Linked DNA regions of Mus musculus: region 2 is linked to region 1. A link is a contact called in ENCODE Hi-C or POLR2A ChIA-PET data. All regions are on one chromosome and are shown on one strand. Each heading gives the region's core, a stretch centred on a gene start or an enhancer-like site at or near the end of the contact. The rest is flanking DNA. Distances are from core to core; before and after follow the strand shown. Region 1 holds the start of Phb (prohibitin). Region 2 holds the start of Slc35b1 (solute carrier family 35, member B1).

Region 1 (7,429 bases), core at 3,520-6,019:
TTCCCCTTTGCTAGCTTGTCCAAGATGGATCATTCTGGAAGATGCTGCTGGCTCCATTTCCAATATCCAATCTCCCATCCCTCCTTCCTCGCTGGGAAGAATGCTTGTTTTGATTTGCTAGGGTACTGGCAATCCTGAGGTTTAGAAGCCATGCCCTCTTGCTGGAGTTTGCCTCTCGAGTCCTTGTGTCCCAATGCGTCAATGGTGTTTGTTTACCAGTAAGTGGCCTAGAAATGGACAGGGACACACTTCTGCCCAGAGACAAAAGTGAACCATTTGATTGAAATGAGAAACCATATCTGGGAAACTTTAGTTCACTCTTATAAAAAGACCCCGAAATATGGTATGCCCTGTTCCTGCCTTCTGGTGTTTGGTTATACTAGGAAACGGTTAGGCTCAGACCTCCTATAGTATCTTGTGACCTGGAGGTGCCAAGTGTGAGAGCAAGAGTCAGCACCTAAAGGTTTCAGGACTGATGGATGGAGGTTTCCCTCATCTATGAGATCGGTGGGTACATAAGTTTTGACTGTCCCCTAGCCTAGATCTAGAATCACAACAGAAACACACCCCCAGGTGTGTGCGTGAGAGTTTCCAGAGAGGTTTAACTGAGAAGACCAACACTGAATGTAGATGACACTGCCCTATAGGCTGTGTCTTGGACTAAATAACAAGGAGAAAGTGAATGGAGTGGTAATGTTGATCTGTTTCCTTCCTGAAGCTGCAATGACAGCTGCCGCCCAGTACTGTTGCCCCACCCCCAGCACGTCCTTCCCACCCAGTGGACTAACTACAGCTTCAAACAGTGAGCCCCAAATAAACTCCTCCTTCCTTAAGTTCCAGAGATCTCCTCACAGCAATTAGCAAAGAAATGAACAGTGTGTGAGCCACTGAATGAACTGCCCTCGGAACAGCTCTCCTGAGACTTCTTCCTGCGCCTTTCCTTCTTACTCAAGACAGTTGAGTCCACGTGACCGCTGCTGCAGCCCAGAGCGGCCACACAAAATTTCCACATCCTCCGTCACATTCTTTATTATTTTTATCGCGTTTACTGTTTTATGTGGAGGGTATTTGTGCACCAAGTGTGTGCCTGGTACCTGTGGAGGTTAGAAGGTGTTAGATATCATGGAACCGGAGTCACAGATGGTTATGAGCCTCTGTGTGCACGCAGGGAATTGAACCCAGGTCCTCTGGTACAGTAGCCAGTGCTCTTAGCCACTGAGCCACCTTGCCAGCTTCACACATCCTCCAATTGTTTGCTCATATCCTTCAGGAAACTATCAAACTTTCATCTAAATGTTCGCTCCTGGTTTGTTTTTTTCTAGACCAGTGGTTTTCAACCTCCCTAATGCTTGGAACATACAATACAGTTTCTCGTGTCATAGTGACCCCACCCCCAGCCATAAAATTATTTTTGTTGCTTCTTCATAACTGCAGTTTCGCTACTTTTATGAATAGTAATGTAAATATTTGTGGAGACTGAGGTTTGCCAAAGGGGTCTAGACCCACAGGTTGAGGGCCGGTGCTCTAGACACTTCATCTCTACCTGAGTGTGAGTACTATGCAGCCAGAGTCCCCTGACTTCCTCATCTAGCTCATCACCCAGCATGCCTAACAGGCTTTCTGTACATGTGTGTTAGGTGAAGAAAGTAAAAGAGACACTCTTCAGTGACCATTTATTTAATGACCCACTTCTCTGTGTGTTGAGCTCCAAATCCGACATTGCTAAGGTGTTACTTACTGACCACGCCCTCTCAAAGCTTGGAAAATGACAGGTTGCAGTACCAGCAATCTGCCGTTTGTCTGCTGTGTGGCTATAGCCTGCACTTGACTTCTCTGACCAAGCTCCACACTGGGGCCAGTGAGATGGCTCAGTGGGTTAAGGCACTTGCTGCCAAGCCTGACAACTTGAGTTTGATCGTCGGACTCACATGGTGGAAGGAGAGAACCAACGCCTGTGGATTGTCTTCTGACCTCCACACGTACACTGTGGCCACACATGACCACGCACATACACCCTCAAATGAATAAAGCAAAGTCTAGATTTTTATTTTTGTTTTCTGTATATGGGTGTTTTGCCTACATGTATGCCTGTGTCCTAACTGCATGACTGGTGCTCCCAGAGGCCAGAAGAGGGCATCAGCTCTCCTGAAAATGAAGTTTCAGACAGTTGCTCTGTACGTGCTGGGAGCTGAGCCTGAGTCCTCTGGAAGAGCAGCCAATGCTCTTACCCCTAAGTAATCTCTCCAGCCCATGAATGTATTTAAAAAACCAAATATAAAAACCTCCTTTTCTCATTTCCACATGGAAATGTAAAAATGGAGCTGAAAAAGACAACTTATTATTAATAAATACTCAGTGTTTATCAAATAGGTGTAATGCCAAATATCTTTAAGCAAACATTAATTTTCCATACATTCTGAATTTGTTGTTCTTGTTGTTGTTGTTTTTGTTTTTGAAAACAGGGTTTCTCTGTATAGCCCTGGCTGTCCTTGAACTCACTTTGTAGACCAGGCTGGCCTTGAACTCAGAAATTCTGCCTCTGCCTCCTGAGTGCTGGGATTAAAGGCGTGTGCCACCATGCCCGGCTTATATTCTGAATTTTTTATGGTTTGTGTGTGTGTGTGTGTGTGTGTGTGTGTGTGCCACACCACATGTGTGTTGGTGCTCCAGAGGGGAGAAGAGGGCATTGGATCCCCTGGAACTGGAGTCACAGGTCTCTGAGAGTCACCTGCCATGTGCTGGAAACCAGGCTTAGGTTCTCAGGAAGAGCACCACTGATTTTAACAGCCAACCAGCCACCTCTCCAGCCCTCTGCCCATTTTGAATATTTTATAAGTACTGTTTTGTTTTACAGTGCTGAGGTTGGAACTGAAGACCTAGCGCACTGTAGGCAAGTGTTCTGCCTCAGCAATTTCACTTGCTGTGCCCTCCTTCTCTTCCTTTGTGAAGCCAACAACCCTTGCAAACACTAAGTTTCAAAATCTGTGGTTCACCTATTTAATCGTTTATTAGGAGGGAAAGCTCTTCGTATGTTGATTGATTCTTGCCCATTTGAGTTATGTAACATCATTCACACTTTTTTTTTTTGGTTTTTCGAGACCTTTCTCTGTGTGTCGTCCTGGCTGTCTTGGAACTCACTCTGTAGACCAGGCTGGCCTCAAACTCAGAAATCTACCTGCCTCTGCCTCCCAAGTGCTGGGATTAAAGGCATGCACCACCACTGCCCGGCCATCACACTTTTTTTTTTCTAACAAAATGTATTTGTTTTATTAATTTTAAGTATTTCACTTATATTCACCACCTTATTTACCCTCCCCAGGCCCTTCCAGTCTCTCTTCCACCCCAATAGTCTTCCTTGTGTCTTCACATTCTCTCTCTCTCTCCCTCTCTCCCTCTCTCTCTCTCTCTCAGATGCCACCTGCTTCTGCCTCCTGGGTGCTGGGATTGAAGTCGTGCACCACTGCACCTAGCTTGCTTTCATGTTCGTTCGTTCGTTTTCTTTCTTCCTTTCTTTTAAATGTATATCTGGCTTCTTATATTTTAATAAGAAATAAATACCGATTGCAAATTTAAAATTGCATTTTATCTTTTAAATAAAAGTTAAGCTAAGAATAAGGAGCAGGTCTTTCTTAGAAGTCCAATGCACTATCCATTGCGCCACAGTGCCAGGGGTTTTCATGTTCTTTACAGATATTCTCAGGAGAGTTTGTATTTCGGGAGCAACAAGCCCAAAAAAATAAACTACTTCATTTTAGATTTGTGTCATGGAGAGGAATGCTATAAAAGTCACTATTTGCTTAATTGGCAAAATTGGAATGCAGACATGGATAATATTTACTTAAGTAAAAGGATAGTAGCCGGGCGTGGTGGCGGACGCTTTAATCCCAGCACTTGGGAGCCAGAGGCAGGCGGATTTCTGAATTCGAGGCCAGCCTGGTCTATAGAGTGAGTTCCAGGACAGCTAGGGCTACACAGAGAAACCCTGTCTCGAAAACAAACAAACAAACAAAAACAAAAAACAAAACAAAACAAAAAGTAAGAGGATAGATATCCTTGATCTTAGAGAATAGTAGGAGAAAGAGAAAAGTGGAGGGAGGCGAGGAGATGGAACAAAAACAACAACAAATACGCAAATTGTTGACAACAGGTGAACTTGAGAAGCCATACACATGATCTCCGTCCCTTTTTTGCAATTCCTCGAATATAACTTGGAAAAAAAGATGCCCAGAGATTTAGACCCTAAATCAAGAGCCTTTACTGAAGTATTGCAAGACCTGAATGACCGACTCCCTTCCTCTTCTTTCTAAGCCGTTTTTAAGGTTATGGAGTGGCTTGGAAGATCAACATCTTACGTCCCTGAGGGCTGTCCTTAACTTCCCTAGCAGTCTCTCAGTGCATGAATTATTTTACCTCACCTTTATCCAAAATGCCCACCCATTCCTTCACCACCTTGTGATTTCCTCTACCAAGTGGAAGCCCAACTCCTTTCCGATCCAGTCTGCTTCCGGCTTCTGGAACCACCTCCTTGAGGAATAGGCACGTGCATATATTACCAAGGAACTACAACTCCCGAAAGGCTTTGCGGCAACATCCCATCCGTTCTCACCAGTCAGAAACGGGTTTCCTGAAAGAGCCCGTTGCTGCATGATCTTTTGGGAGTTGTAGTTGACCTCATTAAAGCCACAGAGCCCGCGGAAGACTGCAAAACACGTTTCCCAGAATGCACGTCGCTCGGCTTCACCAATTGAAGGGTCGGATCTTGAAGAGGCGGGGGTCGGGGGGGGGGGAGGAGCTGCCTGGCGCACGCGCAGTATCCGGAGCTGGGGAATTCATGTGGAGGTCAGAGTGAAAGCAGGTAAGCGTGGTAGGAGCGGTAGAGGCCTCTGGTCCTATGTCCCTGTAGCCTGCCTCTGCTTTCCTATGTACAATGAGGGCATGGGATGCATGTGTGGGTACGCCTAGTGGAGAAGGGGGAAATCTCGGTCCAGAAGGAGTTAGGAATGTGCAAGGGGAGGGGACAGGATGAGGAAAAATCCAGAAGCTGGTGGAGTAAAAAGAGCTGGATGTCAGAGACAGAGGATAAATGTGCATGGAGAAATCCCGATACACAAGCAGTTGAAGTCTGAGAAAGGGGAGGGCGAGTTTGAGGATTGTACCAAGGGTGACGCAGGGGCGGGACATTAAAAAGTTCAAGGCTAACTGGTTTCTAGTTTGTCAGCTACGTGCCCCCACCCGTCCCGCCGCAGCCCCACCTCCAGTCCTTCACCGCTCTGCCTCGCTGCACCCCTGCCAGCCCCTGCTTTCCTATTAACTGGTATGGGGAGGAGTTCTACAATGTCTTCTAGAATTCGGTCTTCTCATTCTAACCCTGGTTCTACTACTTAAGAGTATAACCTCTCTATGCACTTCAGCAGTCATAACCTTCATAAAGTAACTGAAGGTTAAACAAGGCTGTCGGAGACCGTGTAACTTAAATGTTAACAGAAATTGCCCTTTTTGTTGTTGGCTTCAGCCGTGTAGCACCGGTCTCGCTTGTGGCCTATTGGTCTAGGAAAAGGGAGTGTGGTTTTTCTGTGTACTAAGTTCCTCGTGGGTACAAAGCACCGTTCCTACGCTGAGCCAAGTGTCGCAGACTCTTTCTCTGAATGGTTGTAAAGAAACACGTCCACAAACGCAGACATGATCTACAGTTTGCAAGGTGGTCAGTGTTATGGGGCGTTCAGTGAGTGAGTTTGGGCCCACAGGTGTAGACATATGAAAATGTATGTTGAGACATGAACTCTGTGCCTCAGAGCGGGCTTTCTCTGAGAATCTGGTGTCAAAGTGTTTTATGTTTACCCCGTGTTTAGGTGTGAGTGGAAGCAACAGAAGGAGTCATGGCTGCCAAAGTGTTTGAGTCCATTGGAAAGTTCGGCCTGGCGTTGGCAGTTGCAGGAGGCGTGGTGAACTCTGCTTTGTATAATGGTGAGGCGCGGAAGAGCTTTCTGCATAGTTTCTGTTGATCTGCATAGCCCATGTGTCATTCCTTTTAAAAAAAAAAAAAGATTTATTTATTTTATTTATATGAGTACACTGTCGCTGTCTTCAGACCCACCAGCAGAGGGCATTGAATCCCATTACAGATGGTTGTGAGCCACCATGTGGTTGCTGGGAATTGAAATCAGGACCTCTGGAAGAGCAGTCAGTGCTCTTAACCGCTTTGCCATCTCTACAGCCCATTTGACATTCCTGATGCTAGCTGCTGTCTGAAGGTGTGTGAGGTTAAGGGGGACTCACCTGCTACCCCACATACTGGTTGTGAGTCATCAGAGGCCTATGATCACTTAGGCAGGGGTTCTCAGCCTTCTGATGCTTGGAACATTTAGTAGTTTCTCACTATTGTGGTGATACACCTCCACCACCATACAGTTCTTTTCCTTGCTGATTTATAACTGTGATTTGCTACTTTTATGAATCGTAAATTTTGTTTTCCGATGGTCATAGGCAGCCCCTGTAATAGGGTCTTTTAACATCCCCCCTCATAGGGTTCTGACCCACAGGTTGAAAGCCACTAACTTAGAGGCTTTGTTCAAGGGGAGCCCTCCTGTCCAATGTTTAGCACTTTAGCCACTTTGAAATGATGAGGTATTACCCAGATGACAGGAGGTGACAGGAGCCCATTGGTTCTCTTCCTTATTTGCATGAAGTATCTTGGCAACATCTCTAGACCAGTTTGAGAGACTGTGTCCTGAGAAAAGTTTTGCTCAGCTGGTTGCAGAGAGAATAGGTTTTTGTTTTTAAATTTTTTTTTAAGGATTTATTTATTTCTTCTATGTATGAGTATACTATTGCTCTCTTCAGACACACCAGAAGAGGGCATCAGATCCCATTACAGATGGTTGTGAGCCACCATGTGGTTGCTGGGAGTTGAACTCAGAACCTCCGGAAGGGCAGTCGGTGCACTTAACCGCTGAGCCATCTCTCCGGCCCAGGAGAATAGTTTTTGCCAGGTATTGAATGGTGCCACAGTGCAAAGCTGGGTTTTCTTTGACTGTATTACATGGCCTTATTTGCGAGTCCCTCCTTTTAGTCCCCAGCTTTCTCATTGGTCAAACAAGGGGACTGAACTAGTTTTTCTCTTAAGATTCCCTCTAAGGCCGGGCGTGGTGGCACACCCCTTTAATCCCAGCACTTGGGAGGCAGAGGCAGGTGGATTTCTGAGTTAGAGACCAGCCTGGTCTACAGAGCGAGGACGGCCAGGGTTACACAGAGAAACCCTGTCTAGAAAAACAAAACAAAAAAAAAGATTCCCTCTAAGTCTGATACTCTTTTAAAACAGCAACAGATTTTGATGTACCTCCTGTATGGTTTTTGTTTTATTTGTATTGGGAGGGTTGGTTTTGTTTGTTTTGTTTTGTTTTGTTTTGTTTGAGACAGAATCTTTACCATG
Region 2 (7,429 bases), core at 1,629-4,128, 280 kb before region 1:
ACAATGGTCTAGTTGCTGTATGGATGGGCCTTGCTAGAGACTTTTCACAAAGACACATTAACATGACATCTTGTGTAGAATGGAGAATGTGATGTGTCCTGCAAGTGGACATGGAAGTCACTAGGGAAGCGGCCCATTCTAATAAGAGTCCCCCAAAAGCTCCTGAGCGTCAGTGGACTTGAGAGAGAATGTGAATACAACTGAAGGGAGACAGTCTGGCATTTCAGGGACTCCTTGTACTTGCAGGGAAAATGAGACTAGGAAATGGCTTGTAGCTGGAGCAGCATTAAGGCAGTAGCTACCATGCCTATCTGTGTGCCAGTGAGTACCCAAGGCAAGAGTGTGCAGCCTTGGACACAGAAACCATCCTTGTCCTTTCATAGCCTCTCAGATGTAAGAGCTCTTAGATGTTTGAGCAAAGTGGGAATCACCATCCCAACATTCTGTTAGTGCGTGGAACTTATGAAGCATTTCAGCAAAAGGCATTTCCATTCTACTGGGGGGAATACAGTGGTGCAATCATATCTGTCTCAGAAGACTTCAGGAACGCCCACCCCCCATCCCCCGAGCGCAGGTCAGGCTATCCCAAGTACTATCACCAGCAAACCAAATGAGAAGATGTAAGAGAATGTCATTGAAAATATGACAACCGGGCTGGTGAGATGGCTCAGTGGGTAAGAGCACCCAACTGCTCTTCCGAAGGTCCGCAGTTCAAATCCCAGCAACCACATGGTGGCTCACAACCATCCGAGATCTGACTCCCTCTTCTGGAATGTCTGAAGACAGCTACAGTGTACTTACATATAAATAAATAAAATCTTTTAAAAAAAAAAAAAAAAAAAAAAAAGAAAATATGACAACCGTTGGGGTGAGAGAAGAACCATTCTGTGAGTGAAGGAATATCCAAACAGCTTTTTCTAAAAAGACTGTACCAAGTCAGGGAGTAAGGATTGGCACCCTGACCCACTTCACAGCTGGTGCTTCCTAACCAAAGAACCCCCCTGCTGGTTATCACCATTGATCTCACCTGAGGAGACTCAGCCAGGTGGTGGCGGCGGCAACCGCACACATCTTTAATTCCAGCACTTAGGAGGCAGAGGCAGGTGGAGCTCTTGAGTTCAAGGCCAGCCTGTCTACAGAGAGTTCCAGGACAGCCAGTGAAATCCTGTCTTGGAAAAAAATAAAAAACACATGGGGAAACTCAACCCAGGTCAAGTGAATTGTTTGAGGTCCCAGTTGGAAAATAAAAGGCAGAAGTGGAATCCAGACTCACTGTTTGGTTCCCTGGAAGTGTCTGTCTGCTGATTCACTAGAATAAACCAAAGGCCAAGAAAGTAAACGTATAGTGACTCCCAGAAGGAGACACCAGGAAAGGGACAGACCCTATTTTCTCTTAGTCCTCCTAGCCTTGAAAGATGTCTGGCTTGTCCCCAAAGCCTTAGTGAGTCAGGTCCCCAGTGATGGGTGTGGTGCTGCCTGCCTTTCCTTCCTTTGCCTGAGGACGTGCCAAAGGAGCAAGCCTGCTTAGAGGAAAGCAACCCAAGACCCACAACTGCTTGACAATTGGGACTGTTATTAGGTAGGGGACTTGGTGACCTGGTGTTAAGTCTTGCTTTTGCAATTCTAGCAAAGCAGGTGAAGACCCAACTGTTAAATCAGGGAGAAGTCCATGGATGAGACCAAAAATAGGAAGAGGTGTGGTGTGGTGTGGTGTGGTGTGGTGTGTGTGTGTGTGTGTGTGTGTTGCTTCATTGGAGAGTTGGAAGGTCTTGAAGAAAATTTACTTAAGAAGTTGGAAGGGAGCCAGGCAGTGGTGGCGCACTCCTTTAATCCCAGCACTTGGGAGGCTGAGGCAGGCAGATTTCTGAGTTCGAGGTCAGCCAGGTCTACAGAGTGAGTTCCAGGACAGCCAGGGCTACACAGAGAAACCTGTCTCGAAAAACCAAAAAAAAAAAAAAAAAAAAAAAAACACTCGGAAGGGAGGTAAAGAGAAAAGGATTGTAAATTCAACATTATTCTACATAGCAGATTCGAGGACAGCCTGCGCTACATGTGATTATGTCTTTTGTTGTTTTTTAAAAGGCATTTCAATAAATTGAATTTTTCACCTCGAAGAGGTGAGGAAATACGATTAGAGTTGAGAAAATATGATGACTAATACTCCAAACTTGCACAGCACACTTAACAGTTTATAAAACACTTTGGTAAACCTTAGCTCATTTAATCCTCACACCGTTCAATGAGTGACAGGGTGGTTATTACTAATTACCCCTCGTTTGCAGAGCGAGAAAACTGTAGCTCGGAATTTAAGCAACACGTGATGTGCTGCCTCTAAGTGATAAGAGCCCTGACCTATCACAGAGCCTGCCCGGTGGCTCCCTGCCCAAAGAAGAGGACCTGGACTTCTTAGCCAGGTCTTGAACACAGGGTAGACAGGGTTGGAGTCGCTAACGTTGGGCAGCGGCTAGAGGGCGCTACGGCTCTATGAAGCGTTCTTGGCGTTAGGACCCAGCCGAGGCCTGACAGCCAACTGCAAAAAAAAAAAAAAGCCTTTAATTCTCTTCTGGCCTCACCGCCTCTTTCTCCGCCCATCTGTCTATTTTCGCTCTGCGGAGCCAATTGATAACATCCACATACTTATACGTCATCACTATACGCCGCGTAATCGCCTAGGCCTCCCCACCGAGCTCCAGCTTGTAGATGTCCTCGGCGTTGCCTGATCGGAAAAACCTAAAAGAGGAGACAATAACCTCGATATGGCTGGCTTTCCTGGCCACCAGGAATGGAGCCAAGATCTTAAAGCCTTCCTTCTTTCCTAGAACGCTCCTGCCGGGGCAGGAGGCATTTCCCTCTCGGAAGCTCTGAGCTGGCATATCTGGAGGTAGCTGCTCCGGCCTACGAGCCGGCGGTCGCACGCAGCTCCTATGAGGTCCCTGCCGCCGGCCGGCGATGTCCGCCTGGAGCTTTCGCCTTCGCCGCCGGTACCGCTACCTGCTCTGAACGGATCTTCGGCCGACTCGTCCGTGCGTCTCATGGCCGCTAGTAGATCCCTGGTGCCTGATCGGCTGCGCCTGCCGCTCTGCTTCTTGGGTGTCTTTGTCTGCTATTTCTACTATGGGATCCTGCAGGAGAAGATGTGAGCAGACCCTTGAGGGGGCAGGACTCCTAGCATCCCCCAGCCAGGGCCGGAATTCAGTCTCCACCATCCATTTTACGGTCTAGTCTTCAGGCTTCCTGTGTCTGGTACAGGGTTTTCTCTTCTCCGGCTCGGCCCTCTGACCTTTTTTTGCACCCTGCTATTATACATTGCTAGCTGAGCATCCTTGTAATTCTAAAATTTCAGGGCCGGCCTCTGGAGTTTTAGAACGCGATTTTTTTTTTCCCTTTAGATATTTTTACTTTTGTTGATTCCAAGAGTGCTCCGTGACCTGAGCCAGGTCTTATTTTATTTTATTTTTAGAAAGCCCCGAGGTGTTTGCAGACCGTTAATCTTCTTGCTCTGGGTCTTGCCTTTTTTTTTTTTTTTTCTCCTACGGGGGATACTTTTGTTCAGCTGTCTTGACTTTTTTTTTTTCTCCTACCTGTGTCCTTTACGGATATTTTTTCCTTAGGCTATGGTAGCAGTAGGTTGGCGTCTACTGTTTAGACTTAGTTTTTAGGCTTAAATCAAATCGTCTCCTTTGGGTAAATGAGCTCAGTAATCCTTCCTAACTCTAACTACACCCACAAAAGCATGATACTTCCAAAGCTCTCAGTGGATCTGAACATACTTGATGCCACCGAGTAGCACACACTAATTGCTTTTTTATGTGTTTCGTCTTAGCACAAGAGGGAAGTATGGAGAAGGACCCAAACAGGAGACATTCACCTTTGCCTTAACTTTGGTTTTCATCCAGTGTGTGATCAATGCTATGTTTGCCAAGATCTGTGAGTACCTCATAGTAATTTGTTGGGCTCACTCTCCTTCCTCCCATATTCTGGGCATAGACGTGGATTCATCTTTAAAAATCAAAGTTTTCCCTACCTCCACACCCTTGAGTATTTAAACAGCTTCTCTACAGACTGTAAAACCAATGGCTGTGAAATGAGATTAAAATATTAGGCCTCTAAATTATACCAACTTTTTAGTTGGAGACGACTGGGCCGTCTATATTCCAAATCCCCATTGAAAGCCCTTAGAACATTTTCCCCTTTATCCCTTTGACTTCGCTTTGTGTGTCAGCTTCAAACATGTCTTTGTTCCTGTCAGTAGAGTTAAGCCATCCTTTCTTGAACTCAGTGAATCTCTCCCTCCACTCAGCATGTGGTTGTGTTAGGCTTAAGGGGAACTGGGACGATGAATAATTTTCAGAGATTTCCCAGCTTAAGAGGATAGAAATAGCGGTCTTACTTGACAGGCAAGTTCCTTTCCTATGGCCTCAACTTTTTGCTTAGTGGTCCATCCTTGCCCCACCGGGTTTCTCTTGTATGTTTTGTTTGTTTTTGTTTTATTTTTTGTCTTCTCCCAGTGATCCAGTTTTTTGACACTGCCAGGGTGGATCGCACTCGGACCTGGCTCTATGCTGCCTGTTCTGTCTCCTATGTGGGTGCCATGGTCTCCAGCAACTCAGCCCTGCAGTTTGTCAACTATCCAACTCAGGTGAAACCTCAGGGTGAGATGAGAGTTGGCTCAGAAATTGTGTGGACAGGACTAAGGGGATCTTCCCTCCTCTTCCCCTCAGGTCTGTGACTTAAAGGAAACAATCCTAGAAGGCTAGGGAGTGAGCTCAGTTAGTAGAGCTGGCTTAGCATGCGTGAAGACCTGGGTTCCATCCCCAACACTGCATGAGCGAGGCATGGTGTCACATGCCTGCCTGCAGTCCTTGTACTTGGGAGGTAGAGGCTGGAGGGTCAGAATCAGAGGCTCATGATCATGTTCTGCTGTAGCAGTGTATCCAGTTCAAAGCCAGCCTGGGCTACTTGAAACTATGTTCAAAACAAAACAAACCTTGAAACTATGTTCAAAATATAAATAAATAATAGGAAAAAAGAAAGAAACACTCAAAGCAGAGTATGCTTGAGAAAGAGTTTAGGACCTAGAGTTGGGTACAGGTTGGGTTTGGCCATGATAGGGCTGCCTCCTGAGACCAAGCTGTGGGGTTGAGGGCCAATGTTGTCGCCTCTGAATGTAGCAGCGACATCCTTCCTGGGACCCCACAGATGCTCAGAAGTTATTTGCTCACTTTTATTTCAGGTTCTCGGTAAATCCTGCAAGCCAATCCCAGGTAAGCCGAGATGGTGAACTCGGGCTTCCTCTTTCTCCCCAAGTGACTCTGGGTGGCACCATCCCGTCGGAGGTCTCCCTAGTGTCTTTCCTGTCGCCGGTGTTGCTTCCTGTGGTGTGCACAGGCCAAGTGGGAGCGAGAGGCTGACCTTGCCTGCCTTGTGTCCTCAGTTACTGTAGTGTCCCCCGTGTTTTCATTATCATCACACACCCAGAATCCCGTGCGGGCCAGCTACCTCTTCCTTTCAGTGTCTGGTGTCCCCTCCCTTGTCCTCCGCCCTTCCCAGGTCCTTCCTGGACCTTTGACTTTTGTCCCCTCCCTTCCCCACCTGTGCACTACTCACACCCTGTTGCTCAACCATCTTTATCTGGGTGCCAGCCTGACACCCCTCCCACCTCACCCTCGGTAGGGCTTCTTTCTCAGACGTTTCTCCCTCAGTCTTGACATGGCTCTCAGGAAGAGGGTGCTGGGGTCACTGAGACCAGTGGGACTTGAGTTTCACTGTCTTGTTTGCTTGTCTCTCTGTAGTTATGCTCCTGGGAGTGACGCTCTTGAAGAAGAAGTACCCGCTGGCCAAGTACCTGTGTGTATTGCTAATTGTGGCTGGCGTGGCTCTTTTCATGTATAAGCCCAAGAAGGTGGTTGGAATAGAAGAGCACACTGTTGGCTTTGGAGAGCTTCTTCTGGTATGCAGTCCTATTTTGAAGGCAGCCTTTTCTAGCAGATTCTACCAAGGACAGCCCTTAACAAGGCAGGCAGAAAGCCAAGGGAGGGCGTGTTGTCCCTTGACTCCTTCCTGTTGCTGGTCTTTGTTGAAAGGTCCCTGGCTCTGCTATGGCCACAACAAGGAGCCTGAAATATTTAGCCATAGCTAAGGAAGCTCTCCTGGAGAAGAGCTCTCTGAGGTCTGTGTCTAGATCCCTGTGTGAGCTCAGAGATACCCGAGAGCTGAGGAGGAAAGGATGCAGTGTGCGTCCCTGGGTTTCCAGGCAACACAGAAGCCAGACTTGAATGAACGACAGTTGTCATTTAGTGTTAGGCCCTGTCCCAAGTGCTTCACATCGTCGCTGATTTACAACAGTATTCTAACACAGTGTTACCTCCATTTTATAAGTGAAGAAACTGAGGGGAGGCTAACTCACTTGATCACTCACTTGATCACTTAAGTGGCAGGGTTCCAGGCCAGGCAGTCTGATCACAGAACCTAGGCTCTGGAGTATAGTTCTCGCCATCCCCCTCCCCCCCCAACCACCTTTTGAGACAGAATTTCTGTGTATAGGCCTGGCTGGCCTCAAATTTTAAAGATCCGCCTGTCTCTGCTTCCCGAGTGCTGGGATTAAAGGCGTGCGCTACTACTACCGTGCTGGAACACAGTCCTTACTGAGCCAGAAAGCTAGCCTGCGGATGAAGCAGCCCTTGCCCAACTCCCTGGTTCAGTCCCTGTGCACCAGCTTGTAGGCTTTGACACTGAGAACTGGTGGGCTTCCTGCTCTACTCTGATGACAGCCCCATTGTGACCAGTCTGGTGCCTGCCACGAAAGAGGCTGGCACAGTCTTTTTTTTGTTTTATTTTTTTGTTTTTCGTGACAGGGTTTCTCTGTTTAGTCCTGGCTGTCCTGGAACTCACTCTGTAGACCAGGCTGGCCTCGAACTCAGAAATCTGCCTGCCTCTGCCTCCTGGGTGCTGGGATTAAAGGCGTGCACCACCACGCCCGGCTGGCACAGTCTTTCTACCCCTGCACCTGACCGTAGGCAGGGTAATTCTGAGGACTCTGTCCAGGGCTGTGGAGGCACCCTGCTGGCCAGCTCACTGCCGGCTGCTCTTCTTCCTTTCCCAGCTCATGTCTCTGACCCTGGATGGACTGACAGGTGTTTCCCAGGACCATATGCGGGCTCATTACCAAACAGGTTCCAACCACATGATGTTGAACATCAACCTTTGGTCCACGTTCTTGCTTGGTGCTGGTAAGGAGCCATTGTGCTGTTCTGTGCACAGATCACCAGAGGGCAGACTCCTCTCATCCAGTTATCCCTAGCTTGGCTTCCAGTTGTTAACTTCCTTGCAGGCCAAGAGCCCCACTTAATTCCAAAATGTCCTACTGTCTAATGCCTGAGAGACCTTCCTGGAAAGACCAGTGCTGGCAGTATCTCTCCTCTCCCTATTA

What was found. A loop is a pair of places that touch in the nucleus more often than their neighbours do. ChIA-PET counts read pairs that join two places held with the same protein, here RNA polymerase II (POLR2A).
Region 2: a loop to region 1 is called in a map of heart, with 2.4 times the contacts of the local background. The contact joins the promoter of Slc35b1 here to the promoter of Phb in region 1. A Hi-C loop is called at or near these places in 4 of 37 maps with a recorded cell type or tissue (heart and left cerebral cortex). POLR2A ChIA-PET finds 5 or more read pairs at or near these places in 1 of 5 experiments (Patski).

Annotation. Positions count from the first base shown.
Region 1 is chr11:95,662,188-95,669,616 of GRCm38, forward strand. Phb (prohibitin) reads left to right here and starts at 4,770. Exons shown (of 7, transcript NM_008831.4): 1 at 4,770-4,855; 2 at 5,850-5,964. The coding sequence starts at 5,877.
Region 2 is chr11:95,381,978-95,389,406 of GRCm38, forward strand. Slc35b1 (solute carrier family 35, member B1) reads left to right here and starts at 2,879. Exons shown (of 9, transcript NM_016752.3): 1 at 2,879-3,136; 2 at 3,824-3,927; 3 at 4,509-4,639; 4 at 5,234-5,264; 5 at 5,793-5,950; 6 at 7,103-7,229. The coding sequence starts at 3,033.